Regions from separate parts of the Mus musculus genome. Here all the other regions are linked to region 1. The links are chromatin contacts, found by POLR2A ChIA-PET in ENCODE. All regions are on one chromosome and are shown on one strand. Each heading gives the region's core, a stretch centred on a gene start or an enhancer-like site at or near the end of the contact. The rest is flanking DNA. Distances are from core to core; before and after follow the strand shown.

Region 1 (5,062 bases), core at 1,034-3,533:
TGTTGGGAGTAGCCCTGCCCAGGCTGGGTAGGATAGGCCCCGTAGCTACAAGAAAACAGACCAGTAATCTTCAACTAAAAGAATAAGAACAAAAGCATACAGAAATACATAAAACTCAAGTTAGATCAATCACCCTTGCTGTCTTCTAGCATCAGACCAGAAACAGTATACTCACCTTTGAGTTGCTTGTTGGGTATAGTCTGTAAAAGATGGGAAAGAAAAAGGTCTTAATTTTAGTTAAGAATAGAAATAAATTCTTCAACTTTTGTACTAGGCACTCCAGATGAAACAAATCTACAAAAACAGGCATAAGTTAGTTCCTCATGAGACAAAATGGCCAAGTTTTATTACAAAAAGCAAAGAAAGCACAAATTTCTAGACACCAATAAGTCTTAGACTTTTGTTCTGGGTAGAACCCAGGGCTTGCTTGGGACCCACTAAACAAGCGACCACTAAGCATGACAGCCACAGAGCTCTGTGGGTGGACTGGTTCTCTATCTAGAGGCAGGGTTTCTCTGCATAGAACTCACTCTGTAGACCGGGATGGCCTCCAATTTAATACATACAAAGCTCCATCTGCCTCTGCCTCCCAAATGCTGGGATTAAAGATGCCCCACATCGGACCGGGCGTGGTGGCGCACGCCTTTAATCCCAGCACTTGGGAGGCAGAGGCAGATGGATTTCTGAGTTCGAGGTCAGCCTGATCTACAGAGTGAGTTTCAGGACAGCCAGGGCTACACAGAGAAACCCTGTCTCGAAAAAAAACAACAACAACAAAAAAAAAAAATCCAACATCATGTCCTTTTTGCCTTTTTTCTTTTTTGAGACAGAAGTCTCGATTATGTATCTATCCCAGAATTCAATATGTAGACCACCTCGAACTCACATAGATCTGCCTACTTCTACCTCTTAGTCCTGAAACTAAAGGTGTGTGCCACCAAACCTGGCTCAATCTTTAAAAAAAAAAAAAAAAAAAAAAAAAAACTCAAAATACAGATCATCCCTTAAGTTTAAAAATCCTTTTGACTTGTTGCAGGTCTTTCCAAGGCCTGCAACACACGTCACCACATTTTATATCTTCACAGCAGCTCTGTATACAGGAAAGGTGGTATCACCGGATGTCAAGATTAACTTTGACAGTCAGCGCTATTACACAGTTGAGTTCAAGCCCAAGGAAGCAGCTAGAAGAATGGGACTCTCCAACCCCCAAATGGCATGGTGCTCCCAAGGTTCCCGACGTGTGGCTCCAAATAACTGAGCTCCCGCCTACCATGCGCACCCAAAGCAGACAGCACTTTCAACAATCTGGGAAGCTGTAGCTCAGCAGCTCCCTGCAGGAAACCCAAGCTCTACCCCCGCACTGGGACAAAACTGACAGCGAGAGGGTGTGGCCTCGGAGAGCGACTCCTCTGATTTCCTTCCGGCCTTAGGAAAACTCAACTCTGAAGTGGGAAACTCAGGCCGGGGTCCCTGACTCCGTTGGTCATCCCCTGGCGGTCCTCCCAATCCCACGGACACGCAGGCCAGCCAGGAGCTTCCGCTCCCGCTGCGCGGCCACGGAGGCGGGAAGAGGTGGCCCCGCCCCTTCCCAAGGGACCCAGCGAGCAGGGCGAGGCCAGCACCGGACCACAAGTCTTCCGCCGAGGGTCTCGCGACAAAAAAAAAAAAAAAAAAAAAAAAAAGAAGAAGAAAGAAAGAAAGAAAGAAGAAGAAAGAAAAAAAGAAAAAAGTAAAAAAAACGGACCAACTCCTGGCGGGGGGGAGGGGGGCCGCGGCGAGAAGGGGGAGGGGCCAGAGGAGCGCGTGCGCGCACCAAGTGCCCGGATGCAGCACTGCGACAAAGCGAGGCCGGGAACGGAGGGAGGGGAGGGGGTGGGGCGAAGCTGCGGAGACCCAGAGCTCCCTCACCCCGGTCACCCCACGTCGCCAGGCAGCGTCTCTCTCAACACTCGACTCAAGTGACCGGGCCAGGAGAGAAAACCCACGGTCTCCGCGCCAAAGGCGCCAGGGGAGCCAAACAAAATGGCGACACCGCCCTCCCCTTCCCTCCACCCGCTGCTTCCCGCCAGAGGTGGGGGAGCCCACTCGCCCGCCACCGCAGGCCCAGCCGAAAGCCAAAAGCCTTGCTGCGAGGGAACGAGGCCTCGCAGGGACGCGCCGTCGCCGCCTCGCGCTCCCACATACCGTTTGAAGCCATGTCCGCGCACGCGCGCAGCGCAGGCCGCCAAGCAACAAAGTTCCAGACGACCGCGAAGCGATGCCGCGAGGACTGAGCGGCCCCGCCTCCCGCGCCCGCCTTAAGTACGCCTGCCGCCTACGCGCCACCGGGACGTACCAAGTGGAGAAGCGCGAGGGGGAGGCACGCCCAGGTCCCCACCCTTCCCCGGGGATACGGAGAGCTCAGGAAGACAAGAGGGAAAACGAACTCGCTTTATTCCCAAACACTCGCACGCGCTTTCTCCTTGCGGCCGGTGGCTCTCGTCCGTCGCCCGGGGCTCGCCTTCGACACACCTCTACCCCACTAGAGGCAGAATGGTACGACCCGGCCTCCCGCTAGGGGCGGTGCCAGGGCCCTGCGCCCGAGAGCGGAACTGTGTAGTCAAGGCCTGGAGTCTCCGGGTGTGGGAACCGAAATCCTTCCGACCGGCCCAGCGGCTGGGCCCCACTTTCACTGGGGAAGATGCAGCATACTTTCGCTTGCCCTGGCCTAGCAACTGAGTCGAACGCAGTGTCGCTCTGGTCCTCCACATTCTCTCCTGACAGACAGCACACTGATCAGTCTCGTTTTTCACTTAGGAATGCCTCGGCTTGCTGTTCTTTAGACCTTAACAAGGTTTATAGATTGTGACGTTTAACCTGGAAGAAGATGAGCTTTAGTCTGGACCCTATGGCCCTAAGGCTGGTTCAACAATAACACATATGTATACAACTTAAGAGGCTTCAAACCCACAATTACCCCCCCCCTTTTTTTTTTTAATTTGGCCTCTCAGTACCGCTCAGTTGATCTCGAATCCTTGATCCTATTTGCCTTAGCCCTGTGCATCCTGGAATTACAGTCGTCCTGGTTTTCCCCCATCATCATCTTGTAAAGAAATCTGAGGAATGTAGCTTAATGATAGAGCGATCGTTTAGCCTGTGCATGACCCTGCCTACCTCTCCAGTCCCGGAGCTAGGCAGAGGTGGAGGGGAGATGGATCTTATGAGAGCAGTGAGCGGCTAGACTAAGAATGTGAATGAGGTACGAGGCAGTTCAGGGTCAGACCTTCTGATCTTTAAAGTCTAAGCCTGGGGAACTACAAAATGCTTCTTGGTTACAGGAAATGATTGAAAGCATTTAAAGGCATGAACACTTTTTGTCAGTTCAAGGACAAAACGAAATTCAAGGGGGTTGGAGAGACAGCTGCTCTAGAGAAACCACAGGTTCAATTCCTAGTACCCGAATGTGGGCAAACAACCAACTGTAATTCCAATACCAGGGACTCTGGGATCACAGAGATCAGGTAATTCATTTTGCAATGAGTAGGTTAGGATGGGTCTGAGGGAATGACATTTCTACTGGGAGTTTACCAAGTGGATAAGAACAAAAATGACGGGTTGGAGAGAGGGCTCAGCGATTAAGAGCACTGACTGCTCTTCCGAAGGTCCTGAGTTCAAATCCCAGCAACCACATGGTGGCTCACAACCATCCATAACGAGATCCAGAAGAGGAGAGGGGTCACCCTCTTCTGGAGTGTCTGAAGACAGCTACGGTGTACTTACATAATAAATAAATAAATCTTTTTTTAAAAAGATATTTAAAAAAAAAAAGAAGAACAAAAATGACCAAGCTTGACTGAGAACCTGCTCTGTGAAGCCACGTTAGCTGTATCCTGAGAGGGGGCATTGGAGAAAAGATAGACATTGTCCTCCTCTTAGGAACCCTCTCTGGCCCGCCCACGGAACAGTGTGGAGAGATGGTGAGAAGCAGGCAGGGGACAGGCAGGGAGGCAGCCTCTAGACTGCAGCTTGTCTGAAGATTGCCTTCCTCCTGGATGCAAGGAAAAAATAGGGATTGGATTTTACTCTGCCATGTGAAGGCCCAGGGATTGGATTTTACTCTGCCATGTGAAGGCCCTGCAGTCAGTATTGGACAGTCCAATCTCATGTCAATCAAAACAAGAATAAGTCAGATGTGATGGCTCAGTAGGAGGCTGAAGTAGGAAGCCTGCCATGAGTTCAAGCCCAATTTAGACCTTAAAGTGAGTTCTACCCAGCCTAGGTTAGTGTAAGATCCTTGGAAAAAAAACAAATATGAGAAAGAGAGCATACTGTAGATTGTATTATGTGATTTTTTTCATTTGTAAACCACCTTTTGGGGGACGGGGGGAGACAGAGTTTCTCAGTGTAGCCCTGGCTATCCTGGAACTCGCTCTGTTAGAACAAGCTGACATTGAACTCAGAGCTTCTCCTGCCTCTGCCTCCCAAGTACTAAAATTAAAGTTGTGTACCACCACAACCTGGCTTGTAAATTGCCTTTAACTGGGCCTGACCAAAATAAGTATAAATAAGTATTCTTTAAAAAAAAAAAAAATTGCCGGCCAGTGGTGGCACACACCTTTAATCCCAGCACTTAGAAGGCAGAAGCAGGCAGATTTCTGAGTTTGAGGCCAGCCTGGTCTACAGAGTGAGTTCCGGGACAGCCAGGGCTATACAGAGAAACCCTGTCTCCAAAAAAAAAAAAAAAAATTATAGCAAAGTGATGGTGGCACAGGCCTTAATCCTAGCAGAGGCAGGCAGATCTCTGTGAGTTCAAGGCAGGACGGGAGAGATGGTGCACCTATTCAGTGTGTAAAGGACCTGGCTTCAATTCCCAGCACATACTTTATGCAACTCACAACTACCTGTAACTTCAGCTACAGGTAAAAAATTGGAAAATTGGACCCTGAAGGCACTTGTACACATATGGCACACACACCACACACATATCAATCTATTTTTTAATGGTTTAGGATTTTGTTGTTGTTGTTGTTGTTGTTGTTGTTGTTGTTGATTTTTTTGTTTGTTTGTTTGGTTGGTTTGGTTT
Region 2 (5,062 bases), core at 834-3,333, 280 kb before region 1:
GATTTCATCTGGAGAGATGAGAGAACAACACTGGCAAGGAGCCCATATCAGTCCACCCTCCCAGTGAAGGCTTCCCGTCCTTTAATGGCTCCTCGGACAGTTTGAGTCCCTTAGACTCTGCCCTTCTTTGCCCTGTCCCCAAGCCATCCAAGACTGTCTCGGTAACCCTGGTACCTGTAATGTTGAACTGGGTGGCATTAAGTTCCTGAAGCAAACGGTCTAGCTCACAGAGGCCATTGCCCAACACACCACTGGAAGAGGAGAATGGAGGAGCCACAGGGGCCACAGGCTTTGGGGACCGAGGCTTGCATACTGTGCTAAGGGCAGGAGGGAACCTGGGTTTAGGGTAGGGAATCCGAGTCCCCTCCTCTGAACTGAAACTGGCTTCCCCATCTTCCTAGCCCAGTTCCCAGGCCCCTCACCTGTATAGATGATCCTTGTCCCCAGTGGTTCCTGAAGATTCTCCAGACCCTGTCTATAGAGAGTAGAGGTATTTGTGGAAGGACAGTCATGTTCCTTGCCTCACTCAGACTCTGATGTCCCCTAGCCCAGACCAACCCAGGCCCTAATGGCTACCCCCAGAACCCAAAATCTCATCTCACCTGTGGCTGGTGGCCATAGGGTGGGGGAGGTGTGAGTGTCTCTGGTGGGCGCTCTTTTGGAGCCCCTAACCGTGACATGTGTGAAGTGGTGGTCTCCAGGTCAGAGAGCAGGGCATCTGTGGTGAGAGGCCCTCAGGGTGAGAGTTTGGGAAGGAGGGGATGTCAAGGTCTTAAGAGGTTAGAGTATAAAGGATTTCAAGTGTCCGTGTTTTAAAAGGTAGAAAGCCGGTGTTAAAGGCAGCGGCCAAAACCATACTCACAGGGTCAGACCAAGGCAAAAAAGTAGAATAGTAGCGCGGGGGGAGTGGGGATGGAGGGGCGGAGGGGGAGGGATGGGGTGGCGGGGTATTTATGATCAGACCTCTCCCTTGACTTACCCTGGGAGCCAAGTACAAACCAACTAATGATCTTTTATTCTCTCCATCTTTTCTGGTGCAGCCCAGATTGTCTCTTACTGTACCCAAATTGTTCAATCGGCTGTATGTTTGACACCCAACTTCCTGATTAGATGTTTGCTGTGACATACTTACTACTTCTCCCCAGCTTGGTCCACTTGGCCACACTGAAGTCTAGCCCTGTCCTTTAAGTGGCCCTGGCAGGGAGCGGCTTTTTGGTGTACGTCTTATCCATGTACTATTATTGACGAGCGCCCTCTGCTGCTGGATCTAGAAATTCTGCCACGAAGAGCAGAGTCTTCTAGTCTCAGCCTAGGCGAATAGAGGGGACGAGATGCCTGGGGCGCTTTATCTACGCCCCGTCCCTTTACTCTTCTCCGAGCCTCTACGGTAGAAGCCTTAGACTTCTTTCTATAACCCTGGCATTCTCTATTATTCTCTTTCTTGCCCTGAGGACTTTCTTGACCTCTGCTCTACCTGGGAGCACTCAACTCTTCTTGAAACCCTGATATAGGTCCTTTTCATCTCCGAAACTCCAGGTCACACTCTCCTCTCTAGTCTATTTTCCCAGTCCCGGGACTCAGTGATCTCTTAACCCCTTCCTACCCAGAGTCTCTGAATCCAGGCCCCCGTGGGTGCCTCAACACTTTGTCCATTGCACAAGCAGGATTGAGTGAGCAGAGAGAGCCAGGGAAGAACGGAGGGAGCGGCTTGTCGCAAGCGAGGCAGGAAAGGGAGAGGCAGGAAAGGGTATGTGGATTTGGGAGGGAGGCACAGGCAGGCTGAGGCGAGAAAATGGAGAGAGAAAGCTGAGATGGGGAAGAAGTGTGAGTTGGGAAGGGGATAGATGCGGGGAAGGATGAGAGGCTAGGGGGATCTCCTCACTCACCCAGGTCCTCCATGGCGGTGCGCTGGCGGACAGCTTGGGGAGAGTAGGGCGGGGGCCGTGTCCGGTGGGGGCGGAGGACGGGGAGGGGGGGGACGTCAGGGAGTTAGAAGCAGGGCCGTGACCATGTATGGAAGCCGGGACCCGCTGGGATACAGTGGGGGGGGGGGGAGCGATGAAGGGGGAGCATGGAGACATGAAGAAAGACAGCACTAGGGCCCACCCAATCCAGCTTTGTGGCTCTGTTTAGAGGAGGCCACACCCCAGCCTTTGCCTCAGCGGCAGCGAGTCCCTAAAGCTGAAACCAAGTCAGAGTGGTTCTTCCATAGCTCCTGCCTAAGGAGTCTCATAAACGGAGGGCCCCAAGCCCGCACCTCCCAAAGCCAGCAGAGTTCAAAGTAGGGCCCCGCTCGCACCCTGGGCATTTTAAAAAGACTTGCGGAATTTGGTTAGAGGCAGGAGTGACATTCTAAGGATCTGGCAGACTACAGGTTTTGACTGCCAGCCTAACGGCAGGAGGCATACATAATAAGAAATGTCTCACAGAGAACAGAGATCCAGACTCTAAGGCAGGACTTTCCCTGAAAGACAGACCTGGGAATAGATACACAGAACAGGGAAAGCAAACCTCAGACCTTAACCCCATGTAAACTCCCAGGATAACAAACCCATTCCTAACACGGAGGAGGTGACCAGAGCCCGTTCCAAAATAACCCTTTCCTAAGGTACTGGTGAAAGAGAAGAAAACGCCACTGACCAGCCACAGAGTGATATGAAGCTGTCTGTGAACTGACCCCTAAAGAAGTCAAGTTGGAAACACCTGGAGATGGGTATGGACAGATGGCTGCTGTCTTGCAGGCATCCTGGAGGACAGATCTAAGCCATAGAATGTGGGGCCCCAACTCTGGAGCAAGTCAGAACCTGGGAAATTTGGTAAAAATACTGAAGCCCAGCATAGCCCTCCATGCCAGCCTAAATCAACCAGAAAGGGACCAGGCCTAAGTACATTTTTTTCAAAAGTTAGGATCTCACTATGGAACTGTCCTAGAACTCCAAAGAGGTACTCTTGGGTCTGCCTCCTCCATGCTGGGATTAAAGGTGTGTGCCACCACAGCACACCCTAATGCATAACCTAGGCAGAGATTTGAAACCCCAGAGGCTCAGGGTCAGCAAGAACCATCTTACCTCACCTTTCTGAAATGCCCAGGCCCTGGCAGGCTTAGTCTAGGGCTCTTGAGAGCCCAGGCAAGGGAACCCTTCCTTCACCCGTGTGCCAGCAGAGGGGCTTTCTCTGAAAGTGACTAAGAATGGGCCTCAGAAACCATACGAACATAGCAGGTTTCCCACTAAGCAGTTGACATTTAACTGGCTTGGACCGATAAGATGGCTCAGCAGGTAAAGTATTTTCTGCCAAGCCAGATGCCCTGAATTTGGTCCCTAGGGCCAGATGATGGAAGCCGAGAATGGTTCCCTTCAAGTTGTCCCGACTTCCACATAGGGAGCACGGCCTGCACATACCTACTACACTAATAAATGGTTTTTGAAAAAACTGGCTCAAGAGCTCGGAACAGACACAGCCTGACAGGTAAAGGACAGTCAGAAGACAGAAGTGTTCTGCCATGCTCCACACAAGTACCCAGCCCAAACCTCTTAACCCTGGCCAGGTTATGTATTTAGATGGGTGGCTGTGTCTAAGCAATGAGGACTTATAAACAGAAAGCAGGCCTCCACTGGGGCTCAAAACTCCATCCTAGAGAAAACCCACCATACCCCAGGTCTGTAGTAGCCCTCAGGAGATGCTTTTTTGAACCCTGAAACCCAGATGGCCTGAGTCAAATCGAGGAGCTCTCAGCAGGTAAGTGGGTGGGGTACCCCCCCAGGGGAAAGCACACAGACGACCCCACACAGCAGCAGTGTTCAAATCTCAGGTGTTTAATTTCAATACCATAGTGCTGAGTCAGGCCAGACCCTGGGCCTGAGCTGTCCCTTGGACTCCTGCACAGACTCTGGTATTGGCTTTTGAGTTATGGATCGTTAGATCTTCATCCTGGGATCCAGTTCCATTTTCTCTTCCGTCCCTGAGGATAGCGCCTTCTGCAGTCTTCTCTCAGGCTGAGAGAAGCCTCCTTTACAGCCAACTCATCCCTTGGGTCCTCTCCCAGGGATGCCAATAGTTTAGCCTAGGGCATATGCACTATGACTCAATCCCCATTACCACAGCCAGCAAAGCCTCAGTGAGGGGCCCTGCCTCCTCGCCTGCTGCTTCCACGAGCCCCGTAAGGGCCAGGGCCCTTTTTCTTGGGCACTGCCCTGGTTCTAGTGTCCATCGTGCACAGTGGGCAGCCAGCCGGGGCCGGCCTAAACGGAATACCTCGCCCACTGACTCCGGGCCACCCCGGGGACTCAAGTGGATGCGGCCCACAGCTTCTTCTAGCTCTTCCTCCAGTGCAGGCAGTAAGAATCGGCCAGCAGCTTCTAGAGCTTCCTCGGCCTTGGAGCCCAGCAGGGGCTGACCAGGTGGGGGTACGGGCCCCAGAGCAGCCCCACAGCCCCTGCAGCCATGCAAATGATGTAAGACAGGCCACGCTGCACCAGGGGACAGGCCTCGAAGCGGCACCAAATCCATCTGGGCTTCAGCAAAGCTGCCGGATAGCAGGGCCCGGAAGAAAGGGGAGGCAGCAGCTGAAGCAGCCCGCTGAGCAGGGAGCTGTAGGCCTGAATCCAGAACGAAGTGCAGGTCAGGAGCTGGGGCAGGGGCCGGACCCAGCAGAGGTTCGTAGAGGCAAGGGGGAGGTGAGTCAAGTTCCAAGGGCAGGGCAGGTAGAGGGACTGGGCTTGCAGTGGGAGATACCAGGCCTTGGAGACAGGACAGGGAGTCTGCTGCAAAGAAGAGGAAGAGTGGGTGTGGCGCTGGCTGCGTTAGTGCTGTGAGGAGGAGGCGGAGGCCACCCTGATCCAGAAGTAAGCGGCGCCACAGAGTCGGCTTCCTGTGGGGAGAAGGGGTCTCAGCAAGCTGAGGGCAGGGCTGGGGTCAGAAGGGGTCTCAGCAAGCTGAGGGCAGGGCTGGGGTCAGAAGGGGTCTCAGCAAGCTGAGGGCAGGGCTGGGGTCAGAAGGGGTCTCAGCAAGCTGAGGGCAGGGCTGGGGTCAGAAGGGGTCTCAGCAAGCTGAGGGCAGGGCT
Region 3 (5,062 bases), core at 1,036-3,535, 260 kb after region 1:
GTGACAAGCAGAGATTTTACTTCTTACCGTTTGGAAACGCTGCCAGTCATGGTGGACATGGTCACACCAAAACGTCACAGACACCCCTCACACACATAGCACAGCAGACTCGTCCTATCTAGTGACAGCGCAGCTTCAAATAAAAATCATGCGAGACACTCTCATCTTCTTCCCTTTCATTTGAGTGTGTGTCGGGGCCATGTGTGCGTCTGAGTGGGTGCTGGAGGAGACAAGAAGGCATGGACTCCCCTGGAGGGGATTTACAGGCAGTGCGACATGGGTGCTGGGAACCAAACTACTATTCTCTGGGAAAGCAGTAAGAGCTTTTAACCAGGAAGCCACGTCGTCGTCTCCAGCCCCCGCTTTCTTTCTTTCTTCTTGAGATTGGGTCTTACTATGTATCTCATTATTGGACCAGGCTGACCTCAAACATGTAGAGATCTGTCTGCCTCTGCCTCCTGGGTGCTGGGATTAAAGTGTGAGCCACCACATCTGGCCTTTTTTCTTTTAAAGGAAAAACCAAAACGTCTCTCATTTATTTTGCCTGTGTATGATGTGTAAGAGGTGTGGAGGTCTGAGAGCTGTCAGGAGTGGGTTCCCTCTTCTATCACATGGGCTCCCAATTTTTGAGCTTGGGTCATCAGGCTTTGTGGCAAATGCCTTATTCACTGAGACATCTTGACAGCATCCATTTTAAGTAAACCTTTAGCTGAACTATAATAGACACAAGAAATATTACACAAGTATTAAATGTACATCTTGACAGACTTAAGACCAGTGTGACAAGCGGGTCCCAGAAACCCCTTCTTTTGCTTGGTAGTCCCAATAGTGATCACTGTCCAGACCCCCCCCCCAAAATGTATTTGTTTTCTGTTATATATAGAATTATATGTAGGTATGTATGTATATAATTCTAATTATTCTAATTATTATTCTAATGCATGCTGTCACATCTGACTTCTTTCATCCAAGATCTCTCTTCACTGTTGCACATAGCTGGACTCTGGTGATTCTGGCTGTTCTGTCCGTGTCCATGGTAGAAATAGGTTGTAATTGCTTTTCCATTCCATTCTTTTTTTTTTTTTATAAAGATTTATTGTTATAGCTGTCTTCAGACACAACAAAAGAGGCCGTCAGATCTCATTATGGGTGATTGTGAGCCACCATGTGGTTGCTGGGATTTGAACTCAGGACCTTTGGAAGAGCAGTCAGTGCTCTTACCCACTAAGCCATCTCGCCAGCCCCTTCCATTCCATTCTTTGTGTTGTTTCCAGGTTGTTGCTACTGTGAAAAGAGTCCCAAACTTTCCAGTATTCATATCTTGGTGTTCATACAGACACCACATTTTGTCCTAGTGAGGTTTCTAGTGATGTAATAAACACCATGACCAAAAGCACCTCGTGGAGGGAAGAATGTAGTTCAGCTTGCAGTGATAGTCCGTTATGAAGTCAGGGAAGGAACTTAAAGCAGGAACCTGGAGGCAGGGACTGAAACAGAGACCTTGGAGGAATACTGCTTGCTGACTTACTCCCCAAAGCTTGTCCAGCCTGCTTTCTTAGAGTGTTCAGAGGTGGCACTGCCCTCAGTGGTGTGGGCTCTGCCACATCAACTACCATCAAGAAAATGGCCCCACAGACTTACCCATAGGGCATCTTGATTGAGGCCCTTTCTCCACCAAGGTTCCCTCATCCCAGCTGACCTAGTTTATGTCAGGCTGACAAAAAACTAGGCAAGCACACATTTCTTCTGTTGAGTGTTGATAGCTTGGGAGTGGAAAGTGTTGGAAAACGGGGTTGGTATAAGTTTTTCACTGGAAGACTATCAGTTTTCCAAAGTATCTCTACCAATTACACAACCTGATTCAAGGAATGCCAAGTTGCTCTGCTACCCCATCTACATGGTCTTTCTCATTCCCGCCATTCTGGCTGAGGAGGCCCGCTCTCCACTCGCAGCGTCTGGCGCGTACTTGGCACTGTTCATGGGACTGTTCAATGAATGAATGAACAAATTAAGTTGGGCAGCGTAGAATCAAACAGCCTGGAGAGGGCAGACGCGCGCACAGAGCATTTCAGGGACGCCCACCCGCCGCGGACGCACACCAGGACAGTCCCTCTCGCGCACCCCTGAGCCCACGTGGCCGGAACGCACCGCCTCGCTCGGGCCGCGCGCGTCCAGCCGCACAGCTGCCCCCCAGCTCTCCCTCTCCGTGGCTGGCAGAGGGCGCTGTGCGTCCGTGCGCCCCGAGGGGCGGGCCCGGGCCGGGGCGGGGCTGGCCGGGCTTCCAGGCCGGGGCTCTAGCAGCCCGCGCCGCCCGGGCCGCTCCGGGGACGGGCCGGGGCGGGGCGCGGTCTTAGGAAGCCAGGCGGGGACGCGCGGAGGCGTTGGGGAGCGAGGGAGGGCGCGGCCAACTCCCGGAGGGACGGCAGGCCGAAAGAGCGGCGCTGGGGCCTGGCGCTCAGCCTGAGATCGCCGGACCACAGGCCGCCCCGCCACGGGCTCTGTCCCGGCCCCAGCCCCGCCAGCATGGCCGGCCGGACCGTGCGGGCCGAGACCCGGAGCCGGGCCAAAGATGACATCAAGAAGGTGATGGCGACCATCGAGAAGGTCCGGAGATGGTGAGCGCTGCCCCCGGGCCAGGGATACAGCCAAGCCACCTCCTCCAAACGCGTCCGCCCTTTCCTGGCCCGCTGCCCCCGCCCACCAGCTGTGCTCTGAATCGACAGGGCGCCCCCTTTCCCCGGCAATTCCCAGAGGTCTACAAAGCGTGGTCCGGAGTGGTGCTTTCCCTGAGCGGGAGCCCTCATCTATGCCCCGCCCCCTGAAGCTTTTGACACTCTAGCAAGCTTGGCCCCGGGTCTTCATTGCCAGAGTCCCTGGCCAGGCCTTGGTGGCGCCCTGCTGAGTGCCCCAGGTGTCTGCAAAACCGCAGCTCCAAGTTATATCCGTTTCTGCTTTGCCCTGGGGTTTGAGGGCTCTTTCTGCTTCTGTGCCAGTGTTAGCGAAGCTGTCCCTACCCTAGCACACCTCCCTGACCTCCAGTCTGTGGGGCTCATCCTTGGGCCTCCCTGATCCAGTCTCCTGACCTCCCACAGGGAGAAGCGCTGGGTGACTGTGGGAGACACTTCCCTTCGAATCTTCAAGTGGGTGCCTGTGGTGGATCCCCAGGAGGAGGTGAGCAAGCCCCAACCCCCAACAGGCCTTGCATCTGTGCAGCCTCAAGCAATTTCCCTCCCAGCCTTGGCCTCCACCTTCAGTCGGCTTGGAGACTCCAGTGTGGAGCCCAGGCAGATGGTAACGATTATTAGGGGGCGCGAGCGCACTTACACACACACACACACACACACACACACACACACACACACTTTCTCCAAGTTCAAGGCCTAACTCAATCTACACAACCTGATGCAGCACCTTTCGCTTCTCTGAGCCTAGGTTTCCTTATTCGTATTGAAGGGCTTTGTAAGAGCTCCCTAGACAACTAGCTCTGATCTTACCTCTCTAACCCCCAGGAGAGGCGGCGGGCAGGAGGCGGGGCAGAGAGATCCCGTGGCCGGGAGAGACGTGGTAGGGGCACCAGTCCCAGAGGGGGAGGCCCCCTCATCCTACTGGATCTCAATGGTATGTAGAGATTCTGGAATGGAGTTGGGTGGGGGGGACTGAAGGAATCCCCTGGGGATCTCTGGCTAATTAACGCGCGGCTTTTGCTTCATCAGATGAGAACAGCAACCAGAGTTTCCATTCTGAAGGTTCATTGCAAAAGGGTGCTGAGCCCAGCCCTGGGGGGACGCCCCAGCCCAGCCGCCCTGGATCACCAACTGGACCCCCAGAAGTGATTACTGAAGATACTCAGCCCCCACAATTGGGTCAGGAGAGAGGTAGGGCCCTGTGGCTCTCAGGAGCCCTCTCATCAAAGTTGAACCCACCATCCTGTCCTTGTTTCTTATATTATGTCCTCTCACCCGGTCCCGCCTCCCTCAGGGAATCTTCCCTGACCCTGGCAGAGATCACCTCCAGCTGTGCCTCAATCCTCCGGCTTCTTAGATCTGTAGGGAGCATATCACCAGCTGACTTTTTTTTTTTTTTTTTGCAGATTTATTTCTTTGCTTGCTTATTGTCTTTTTCTGTTATCATCTCCTGTCAGCCATACCGATCTTGATCATGTGGGATGCGTAATAGATGTTCAGGGAATAAATAATTCCAATAATCATAGGGATTAATAGCAGTAGATTAACAGCTAACAGAACCGCTTGTCTGTGAGTCGTTCCTCTGAGCACTCCGAAGTTCTGTTGTTTGTTTTCGCATTTAATCTTCACTGTCATCTTTTGGGACCAATGATTCTATCATGAGTCCTCTCTGTACACGAGGAGACCAACATCCAGAGAAAGATGCCCAGACTTAAGAGCCAGTGAGCAACACCTTGGGCCTGAGCCTTCTTCAGCTCCTCTGTCTTCAAATAGTCCACCCCTTGTCTGGTCAGTACCACTTCCCAGGCGTGCCTGACTCCTGTGCCTTTGGCTCTGCCTTCTCGTTTCTCCCTTGTACCTGCTCTGGCCTCCACGCCTGTCCCCGGTGGCTGCAGAGCAGCTCTCCTAAAGCACACGTTCGAGACGGCTATTTTCCTGCCTCACATCCTTCTTCGGCTCCCCGCAGCCTCTGGTTCCTTCACTTCACACTGAGGCCTTGACAAACTGTTGCCGCCAAAATTGTTCCCCTGTCAAGAACACCATGACATGGCCCCTGGGCCATACCGAGATTGTTCCAAATACTTTTGCTAATATAAACGGATAGGGCAGGGGAAGCGTCCAGTGGTAGGTGCTTATCTGACATGCCTAAGGCCCTGAGCCCCATCTCTACTACCACAGAAATGTAAGAAATGAATGAGTAAGTGAATGAATGAACTTGCTACCTGGCACTTACTGAGCAGCTCCACCCTTGACCCCCACACACAGCAGCCTCTCGTGGTCTGACTGACACTATTTCCATTCTGCAGATGATTTAGGATCCGTGGTTGCTAAGCATCTATTTCTGTCTGCCTAAGTTCTGCTCTACCTCTGTTGTCTCC

What was found. ChIA-PET counts read pairs that join two places held with the same protein, here RNA polymerase II (POLR2A).
Region 2: POLR2A ChIA-PET joins it to region 1 with 12 read pairs in Patski. The contact joins the promoter of Tgfb1i1 here to the promoter of Fus in region 1. POLR2A ChIA-PET finds 5 or more read pairs at or near these places in 3 of 5 experiments (Patski and embryonic stem cell).
Region 3: POLR2A ChIA-PET joins it to region 1 with 20 read pairs in embryonic stem cell. The contact joins the promoter of Bcl7c here to the promoter of Fus in region 1. POLR2A ChIA-PET finds 5 or more read pairs at or near these places in 4 of 5 experiments (Patski and embryonic stem cell).

The regions. Positions count from the first base shown.
Region 1 is chr7:127,964,700-127,969,761 of GRCm38, reverse strand. It overlaps Fus (fused in sarcoma), which reads right to left and starts at 2,283. Exons shown (of 15, transcript NM_139149.2): 1 at 2,185-2,283; 2 at 176-200; 3 at 1-45. The coding sequence starts at 2,197.
Region 2 is chr7:128,243,833-128,248,894 of GRCm38, reverse strand. It overlaps Tgfb1i1 (transforming growth factor beta 1 induced transcript 1), which reads right to left and starts at 2,083. Exons shown (of 11, transcript NM_001289550.1): 1 at 1,887-2,083; 2 at 603-718; 3 at 423-475; 4 at 175-317; 5 at 1-8. The coding sequence starts at 1,899. It overlaps Armc5 (armadillo repeat containing 5), which reads right to left. Exons shown (of 6, transcript NM_146205.2): 6 at 3,795-4,870. The coding sequence ends at 4,078.
Region 3 is chr7:127,705,989-127,711,050 of GRCm38, reverse strand. Bcl7c (B cell CLL/lymphoma 7C) reads left to right here and starts at 2,285. Exons shown (of 6, transcript NM_009746.2): 1 at 2,285-2,615; 2 at 3,093-3,171; 3 at 3,510-3,618; 4 at 3,714-3,875. The coding sequence starts at 2,524. It overlaps Mir762 (microRNA 762), which reads right to left and starts at 2,564; the gene lies at 2,489-2,564.